Linked DNA regions of Homo sapiens: region 2 is linked to region 1. The links are chromatin loops, found by intact Hi-C in ENCODE. Cell type or tissue: CD14-positive monocyte. All regions are shown on one strand.

Region 1 (4,000 bases):
ACTGTCAACATGAAAGTTTGCAACTGTTGAAGACAACAGACGTTGCAAAATTGAACATCATCACCATCCACTCATCTTCTTTGAATGCACAAAGCAGCTCTTTCGTCCAATTCTCTAAACACTGTTACATGCTGTTGGCAAGAAAAAAGTATCTGGAAAACAATGCAGATTAAAAAATCCACTGTGTCCTTTACTGGCCAAGAGAAAAACTCCTGGCTTAGTACTCTCCAGAACTCGGCTGACACTGAAGGTGGTACGTAAAGATACTCAGAAGCCAGTCTGTAGCTATAATGCGATGTGAGTTGACAATGGCCACCTCCAATGCCACCATCATCTGACCCAACCAGCACTTTACACTTACCTCTTTCTGTTCTGGGGGGCTGCTCTGTGGGCAGGGGCATGCTGCTTTCACACCATCCAGCTCATCCAATCCACGAACCTGGAACTCAGAGGCTGAAAGCAGGAGCTTGCTGACAGCTGATTCTGCTACCAAGCAAGACTTTGGTACCAAGGCAGGGAATGGAGGCTCCAGCCTAGCACCATGAAGAGAAAGAAGATATGAGAGGGGTTCCCTTTCTACTTCCAGCACATTCAACTTCTTCTTCTTCATTTTTTTTTTTTTTTTTGAGAAGGAGTTTTGCTCTTGTTGCCCAGACTGGAGTGCAATGGTACGATCTCGGCTCAATGCAGCCTCTGCCTCCCGGGTTCAAGCAATTCTCCTGCCTCAGCCCCTCGAGTAGCTGAAATTACAGGCATGCGCCACCACGCCCAGCTAATTCTGTATTTTTAGTAGAGACGGAGTTTCTCCATGTTGGTCAGGATGGTCTTGATCTCCCGACCTTAGGTGATCCACCCGCACCGGCCTCCCAAAGTGCTGGGATTACAGGTGTGAGCCACCACGCCCAGCCTCAACTTCTTAACATCTAGGCCTCAATACTTTTTCTTTCTTTCCAGAGAATAATATATCCAGTCAACCTGCATTCTAGTCACTTCCAGACATAGCCTGTATCTACATATGTAAAAAAATTACAAGAATGTGTAATCCATTTTATTGCTATGGAATTTTATAAGGAAAAATGTAAAAAGGAACAGACTTTTTGGGTGAGGAAGATATCTGGTAAACCGCACAAATGAACAGTACTCAGATAAGATCAATCCTGTCCAGGGACTGAAGTTGGCTGTTAAGACATGAAATAGCTTGAGAGGGGACTTCTGGTACAATAAGCTGGTTAGTGATTTTCACTTTTTTTTTTTTAACAAATTGTATTATTACACATTCCTAGTTGCTGCTTGTAATAGAACAGATTTCAATCTCAGAAATGTTTATCTGAGAGACATAGATCAGGTTTACAAGGACAAGAGGTCAAAGTCATGCCACAGACGATCCACACCACCTATGTATGCACTCTCTCTCTTGCACACACACACGCACACGCGCACACACACGCTGAGTCTCATGTGCTTACCTCGTCTGACTGCCGCTGGTGTTATATGTAGCTTCCATGCCTGGAAGAGGCACATATGGTAACATGGTGTGGCTAAAGTAAAGCAAAAGTACAAAAGCAATAGGTAAGGGCAGTGGGATAACAGGAAAGGTTTTGATGTTATTGTGGGTATTAGCACATGATAGCCCCAAGAAGACAAGAAATGTCAGTTACTCAGAAAGAGGAAAGCTTTCCAACCAGGAGAGTTATATTTATGTGCCCATCACTGGAATGGAGGCAGACTGACAGGAAGATTATTTTCTAACTTGAATGGAAAGAAGGCAGAGACAGAAAGAAAGAACAGTGGCTGGGCAAGGTGGCTGATGCCTATAATCCCAGCACTTTGGGAGGCTGAGGTGGGCAGATCGCTTCAGCCTAGGAGTTCAAGACCAGCTTGGGCAACATGGCGAGACCTTGTTTCCACAAAAAATACAAAAATTTAGCCAGGGGTGGTGGAGTGCACCTGTGGTCTCAGCTACTCAAGAGGCTGGGGTGAGAAGACTGCTTGAGCCCGGAAGATCAAGACTGAAGTAAGCCAAGACTGCACCACTGCACTTCAGCCTGAGTATCAGGGCAAGACCCCATCTCTAAATAAAAATAAATTTTAAAAAATTTAAAGAATATATTATACCACTCAGTTGTGTACTGACTAATAAAATCTGACAGTTTCTATAACCTTATAAAATATTAGAGAGAAACCAATTATTTTTTCTTTTTTTGAGACTGAGTCTTGTTCCGTTGCCCAGGCTGGAGTGCAATGGTGTGATCTCGGCTCACTGCAACCTCCACTTCCCGGGTTCAAGAGATTCTTCTGCCTCAGCCTCCCAAGTAGCTGGGACTATAGGCGCGTGCCATCATGCCCGGGTAATTTTTGTATTTTTAGTAGAGATGGGGTTTCACCATATTGGCCAGGCTGGTCTCAAACTCCTGGCCTTGTGATCCGCCCACCTTAAATTCCCAAAGTGCTGGCATTACAGGCATGAGCCACCGCGCCTGGCCCAATTATTTTCTTTAAAGCCAAGTTACACATAAAACATAGCTATACAGCCGGGCACAGTGGCTCACACCTGTAATCCCAGCACTTTGGGAGGCTGAGGTGGGCAGATCACTTGAGGCCAGGAGTTCGAGACCAGCCTGGTCAACATGGCAAAACCCCATCTCTACTAAAAATACAAAAAATTAGCTGGGTGTGGTGGTGGGTACTTGTAATCCCAGCTACTCAGGAGGCTGAGACAGGAGAATCGCTTGAACCCGGGAGGAGGAGATTGTAGTAAGCTGAGATTATACCACTGCACTCCAGCCTGGGCGACAGAGGGAGACTCTGTCTCAAAAACCAAACTAAACAAAACAACATAGCTATATAGAAGAAAATTAATGGCCAATCGTAGTGACTCACACCTGTAATCCCAGCACTTTGGGGAGGCTGAGGCGGGTGGATCACCTGAGGTGAGGAATTCAAGACCAGCCTGGCCAACACGATGAAACCCTGTCTCTACAAAAATACAAAAACTAGCTAGGCATGATGGCACATGCCTGCAATCCCAGCTACTTGGGAGGGTGAGGCAGGAGAATTGCTTGAACCCGGGAGGGTGAGGCAGGAGAACTGCTTGAACCCAGGAGGCAGAGGCTGCAGTGAGCCGAGATCACACCACTGCACTCCAGCCTGGGCGACAGAGCAAGACTCTATCTCACAAAAAAAAAAAAAAAAAAGGAGAAAACTATTAAAAGTTTAATTCCTTTATAATTAAACTCTTCCTTTTTCTTTTTTTTGAGACGGAGTCTCACTTTGTCACCCAGGCTGGAGTGCAGTGGCGCGATCTCATCTCACTGCAACCTCTACCTTGTGGGTTCAAGGAATTCTCCTGCCTCAGCCTCCGAGTAGCTGGGACTACAGCCACCTGCCAGGATGCCGGGTTAATTTTTGTATTCTTAGTAGACACGGGGTTTCACCATATTGGCCAGGCTGGTCTCGAACTCCTGACCTTGTGGTCTGCCTACCTCAGTCTCCCAAAGTGTTGGGATTATAGGCATGAGCCACAGTGCCCGGCCTGCTAGAAACCATTTGTAAGCTTGTTTAGAAAAACAGCAAACTTCTGGCCAGGCATGGTGGCTCGCGCCTATAATTCCAGTACTCTGGGAGGCTGAGGTGGGTGGATCACCTGAGGTCAAGAGTTTGAGACCAGCCTGGCCAACCTGGTGAAATCCTGTCTCTACTAAAAATACAAAATTAGCCAGGCGTGGTGGTACATGCCTGTAATCCCAGCTATTCAGGAGGCTGAGGCAGGAGAATCGCTTGAACCCGGGAGGTGGAGGTTGCAGTGAGCTGAGATCGCGCCACTGCACTCCAGCTTGGGAGACAAGAGTGAAACTCTGTCTCAAAAAAAAAAGAAGAAAGAAAAGAAAAACAGCAAACTTCTAAACTCTAAGCCCAGGCACATGATGTTAAGGTATTTTTAGAGCCAATGAAAAGTATCTACAAATACCACCCCCTCTACCTTCCATTTGAATTTAAATAA
Region 2 (4,000 bases), 100 kb after region 1:
GCAACTTTGACCGAACTGGGCAGATGTCAGTGGTGATCACGCCCGGGGTGGGTGTCTTTGAAGTGGACCGCCTACTCATGATCCTGACCAAGCAGCGGATGATAGATAATGGTAATGCTCTCTGGTTTGTGCCCTGTCTCCACATGTTCCTAGCCTGATTTCCCCTTAGAACTGTGAGCTTCACTGACTTCTTAGAGTGTGAGGAGCTCTACATAGTGTTCTGTGTGTCACAACGTCTGTGGATGTCAATAGGTGTCAGGTGCTAAAATTTCATGGTCAAATCAGTTTGGGAAATGCTGGGTCATGCAAAGATAAGCAGGTTCCATAATGACAGGTCTTCCTCAGTTTTTAATATGTTAGTGTAGGTTGTTTTTCTCTAAAGGTTGTGTCAGGGTACTCTGAGTTCCCCAAACATATTTGGCACTAGAGAAGCCTTCCTGGAGGGATGATTTCAAGGGACCCATGTGCTGTCAGCCGATTTTCTTTCTTTCTTTTTTTTTTTAGACGGAGTCTCGCTCTGTCTCCCAGGCTGGAGTGCAGTGGTGTGATCTTGGCTCACTGCAAGCTCCGCCTCCTGGGTTCACACTATTCTCCTGCCTCAGCCTCCCAAGTAGCTGGGACTACAGGCATCCGCCACCATGCCCGGCTAATTTTTTTTGTATTTTTAGTAGAGGTGGAGCTTCTCCGTGTTAGCCAGGATGGTCTCGATCTCCTGACCTTGTGATCCGCCCGTCTTGGCCTCCCAAAGTTCTAGGATTGCAGGCATGAGCCACCACACCCAGCCGCTGTCAGCCCATTTTCAGATGCACTATCAGGTCATCTAGTCCAGTCCTTCCTCCATGATGTGCCTCGTATCCCCAACTCAGCCCCACACCCCCCAATTTGATTTGTTTCATCAACAAGATGGAGTTGGGACGCTGAGGCAGTAGAATTGCTTGAACCCAGAAGGTGGAGGTTGCAGTGAGCCGTGATCTCACGCCACTGCATGTCAGCCTGGGCAGCAGAGCAAGACTGTCAAAAAAAAAAAGGAGTTTGGAAAGTAAATCCTGATGCCACTAAAGAAGCTCTGTTAAGTGATGTGGATTGTTTTACTTTTTACTGAGATATTACAAAGTTACTGTTCCTTTCTGGCCTTAAAAATTTAAACATGGAAGTTTGGTTGTCTTTTTTTAAACAAGTCATGACCTGTAGGACAGTCAAAGGCTAATTGTCAAGCACCGAATAATGATACGTTAGTAGGGCACTTGGAAAAGAGGAAACAGACAAAATGAATGTATTTACTTCTTTGTTGGATAGGCAGCACTATGAGGTTATAAATCATACAATGGTAAGTTAGCTTTGCCTACTACCCATTTAAATAACATGATTTATAGATAGGGACACTTGTCTCTGCCATTCCCTCCCCACAATTCTTTTTGTCTTTTCTTTTTTTAGGAATTGGTGTGGATTTGGTGTGCATGGGAGAGCAACCGTTACATGCTGTCCCATTGTTCAAGGTAATTAGATTTCGGATTTGTTTACTAAAGGCCAGTTGGAGTATAGTTAGAAAGAGAAAAATTCCAGGCGCTGTGGCATGCACTTATAGTCCCACTTACTCGAGAGGCTGAAGTGGGAAGATCCCTTAAGCCTAGGAGTTTCGGTATAGTTTGCTATGAACATGCCTATGAATAACCACTGCACTCCAGCCTGGGCAGCAAAGCAAGACTCTATCTCTAAAAAAATTATTTTTGAGACGATGTCTTGTTCTTGTCCTCCAGGCTGGAGTGCAATGGTGCGATGTTGGCTCACTGCAACCTCTGCCTCCCGGGTTCAATCAGTTCTCCTGCCTCAGCCTCCCGAGTAGCTATGATTACAGGCGCCTGCCACCATGCCAGGCTAATTTTTGTATTTTTAGTAGAGACGGGGTTTCACCATGTTGGCCAGGCTGGTCTTGAACACCTGATTGCAGGTGGTCCGCCCGCCTTGGCCTCCCAAATTGCTGGGATTACAGGCATGACCCACAGCGCCCAGCCCTAAAAAATTTTTTTTAAAAACCTGAAAAACAGAAAAGTTAGAGCAGTTCCAAAACCTACTTGTTCTGTAGCTTATCTGTGCTCTCATTTTTCTCCTTGCAGCTCCATAATCGGAGTGCTCCCCGTGATTCTCGTCTGGGCGATGACTATAATATCCCTCACTGGATAAACCACAGGTGGGTGCGATCTCGATCAATAGTAGGTGATAAGCGTTTTGAACAGCTTCCTTGCCATTTTTCTTTAAATCTGTTAAGTTCTTATTATGGCACTAAACCTTTTGTTAAGAAAATGTGGAAACCAAGTTCTAACATTTGCTCAAAGCTCTGTACACACAAAGCAGTAGCAGTATCATAGGAACAGTCTATGGTGAAAAAGAATAAAAACAAAATTTGAAGGACTTACTTCCTCTGCAGTTCCCATGTCCTTCTATTCCCAACTCCCACAGACTGTAGAAGACCAACATTTGTACCTGACCTCCTTCAGCTCTAGAGAAGTCCCCGCGCCTCTTTACATGGAATCCTGCTGATTCCAGCTCAGGGATGGCTTTTCTCATCCCTCTGCCAGTGCCAGTGCCTCATCTTTTTGAACTATGACACTAATCTTATTCCACCTACCCTTCTCCTGAAAATGCCTATTTTCTTCCAAGATCCAACTCCAGCATCTCTCTTTTATGAATTCCTCCTGTGCTGCCCTGATAGCTAACAGCCACTTTTTCTTCAGTGCTTCCAGAGCATTCTATCCTTCTCTGGGTTGTCTTTCTTTCTTTCTTTTTTTTTTTTAAGACGGAGTTTCACTCTGTCACCCAGGCTGGAGTGCAGTGACATGATCTTGGCTCACTGCAACCTCCACCACCCGGGTTCAAGTGATTCTCTTGCCTCAGCCTCCTGCGTAGTTGGGATTACAGGTGCCTGCCGCCACGCCCGGCTAATTTTTGTATTTTTAGTAGAAACGAGATTTCACTGTGTTGGCCAACCTGGTCTTGAATAGCAAGTTCATGGCAAAGCTGCAGCTATTAGTTTATACTATTTGATATCATGATATTAGACTGTTTTTGACCTACAAAAGTAGCAATTTCAGGCCGGTCACAGTGGCTCATGCCTGTAATCCCAGCACTTTGGGATGCTGAGGTGGGAGGAATGCTTGAGGCCAGGAGTTTGAAACCATTTTGGTCAGTGTAGCCAGACTCTGTCTCTACCAAAAAACAAAACATAACTAATGTTTTGTAGTGAATTCTTGTAAAAGAAGTTAAAATTGGGAAGATTAGTGAAGCTGAGAACAAAGCCCATGTCAGGAGGGCTGATCCATGCCTAGTATTTTAACTGTGTTTTGAGTTTTAAAATAAAGGGAATTTAGATTAATGACTCTGTTTGTTTCTTTTACAGTTTCTACACATCCAAAAGCCAGCTCTTTTGTAATAGTTTCACCCCACGAATAAAACTGGCAGGAAAGAAGGTAGGTTTTTATTTTTGTTAAGACGGGGTCTTATTATGTGGTCCAGTCTTATCTTGAGCTCCTGGACTCAATCAGTCCTCCTGTTTCAGCCTCCCAAAGTGTTGGGATTACAGACATGAGCCATTCTGCCCAGCCAAGAAGGTAGATTTCATTAATCAGCAGAGAGCCTTTGTGGACTATCACGCATTGATAGGGTTATTTTAGTCCTGAGGTACCCTCATCTTTCCCAATGGCCATGAACAGGGTTAAGAAATTCATCCCCAAACTTTATAACTTTATACATTAGATAAATAAATAACAAGGCCAAGGCCAGACTGCGTGAAATACCTTTGAGAAAAATATGACCAAGACCAAGAGTTCATTTTTTGTTTGTTTGTTTAAGAGTTCGTTTTATTGTGACCTGACTGTTTTATTCAGATGTTGAAGCCACTCAGATACCAGTGGGGATAAAGACAAAGATGCAGATATGCATTGCAGCAAAGGGGAAATATGATAAAAAGGTCAGATCTTAGTATAAAGAAATGAAAATTCTGGCT

What was found. A loop is a pair of places that touch in the nucleus more often than their neighbours do. Peaks named below come from ENCODE experiments on the same cell type or tissue, not always from the same donor. Only the 100,000 strongest peaks of a DNase experiment are listed, where the experiment ranks them.
Region 2: it touches region 1 in a loop (2.4-fold over the local background); 1 of 110 quality-filtered maps calls a loop at or near these places.

Annotation. Positions count from the first base shown.
Region 1 is chr22:31,703,189-31,707,188 of GRCh38, forward strand. It overlaps PRR14L (proline rich 14 like), which reads right to left. Exons shown (of 9, transcript NM_173566.3): 5 at 1,467-1,538; 6 at 362-533. Among named protein-coding and RNA genes, the nearest start is that of PISD, 43 kb to the left of the region's middle. In CD14-positive monocyte, no CTCF peak of the experiment used is centred here; no DNase peak of the experiment used is centred here; H3K27ac peaks cover 561 bases.
Region 2 is chr22:31,802,728-31,806,727 of GRCh38, forward strand. DEPDC5 (DEP domain containing 5, GATOR1 subcomplex subunit) reads left to right here. Exons shown (of 43, transcript NM_001242896.3): 15 at 1-111; 16 at 1,435-1,496; 17 at 2,115-2,188; 18 at 3,395-3,464. Among named protein-coding and RNA genes, the nearest start is that of DEPDC5, 51 kb to the left of the region's middle. In CD14-positive monocyte, no CTCF peak of the experiment used is centred here; no DNase peak of the experiment used is centred here.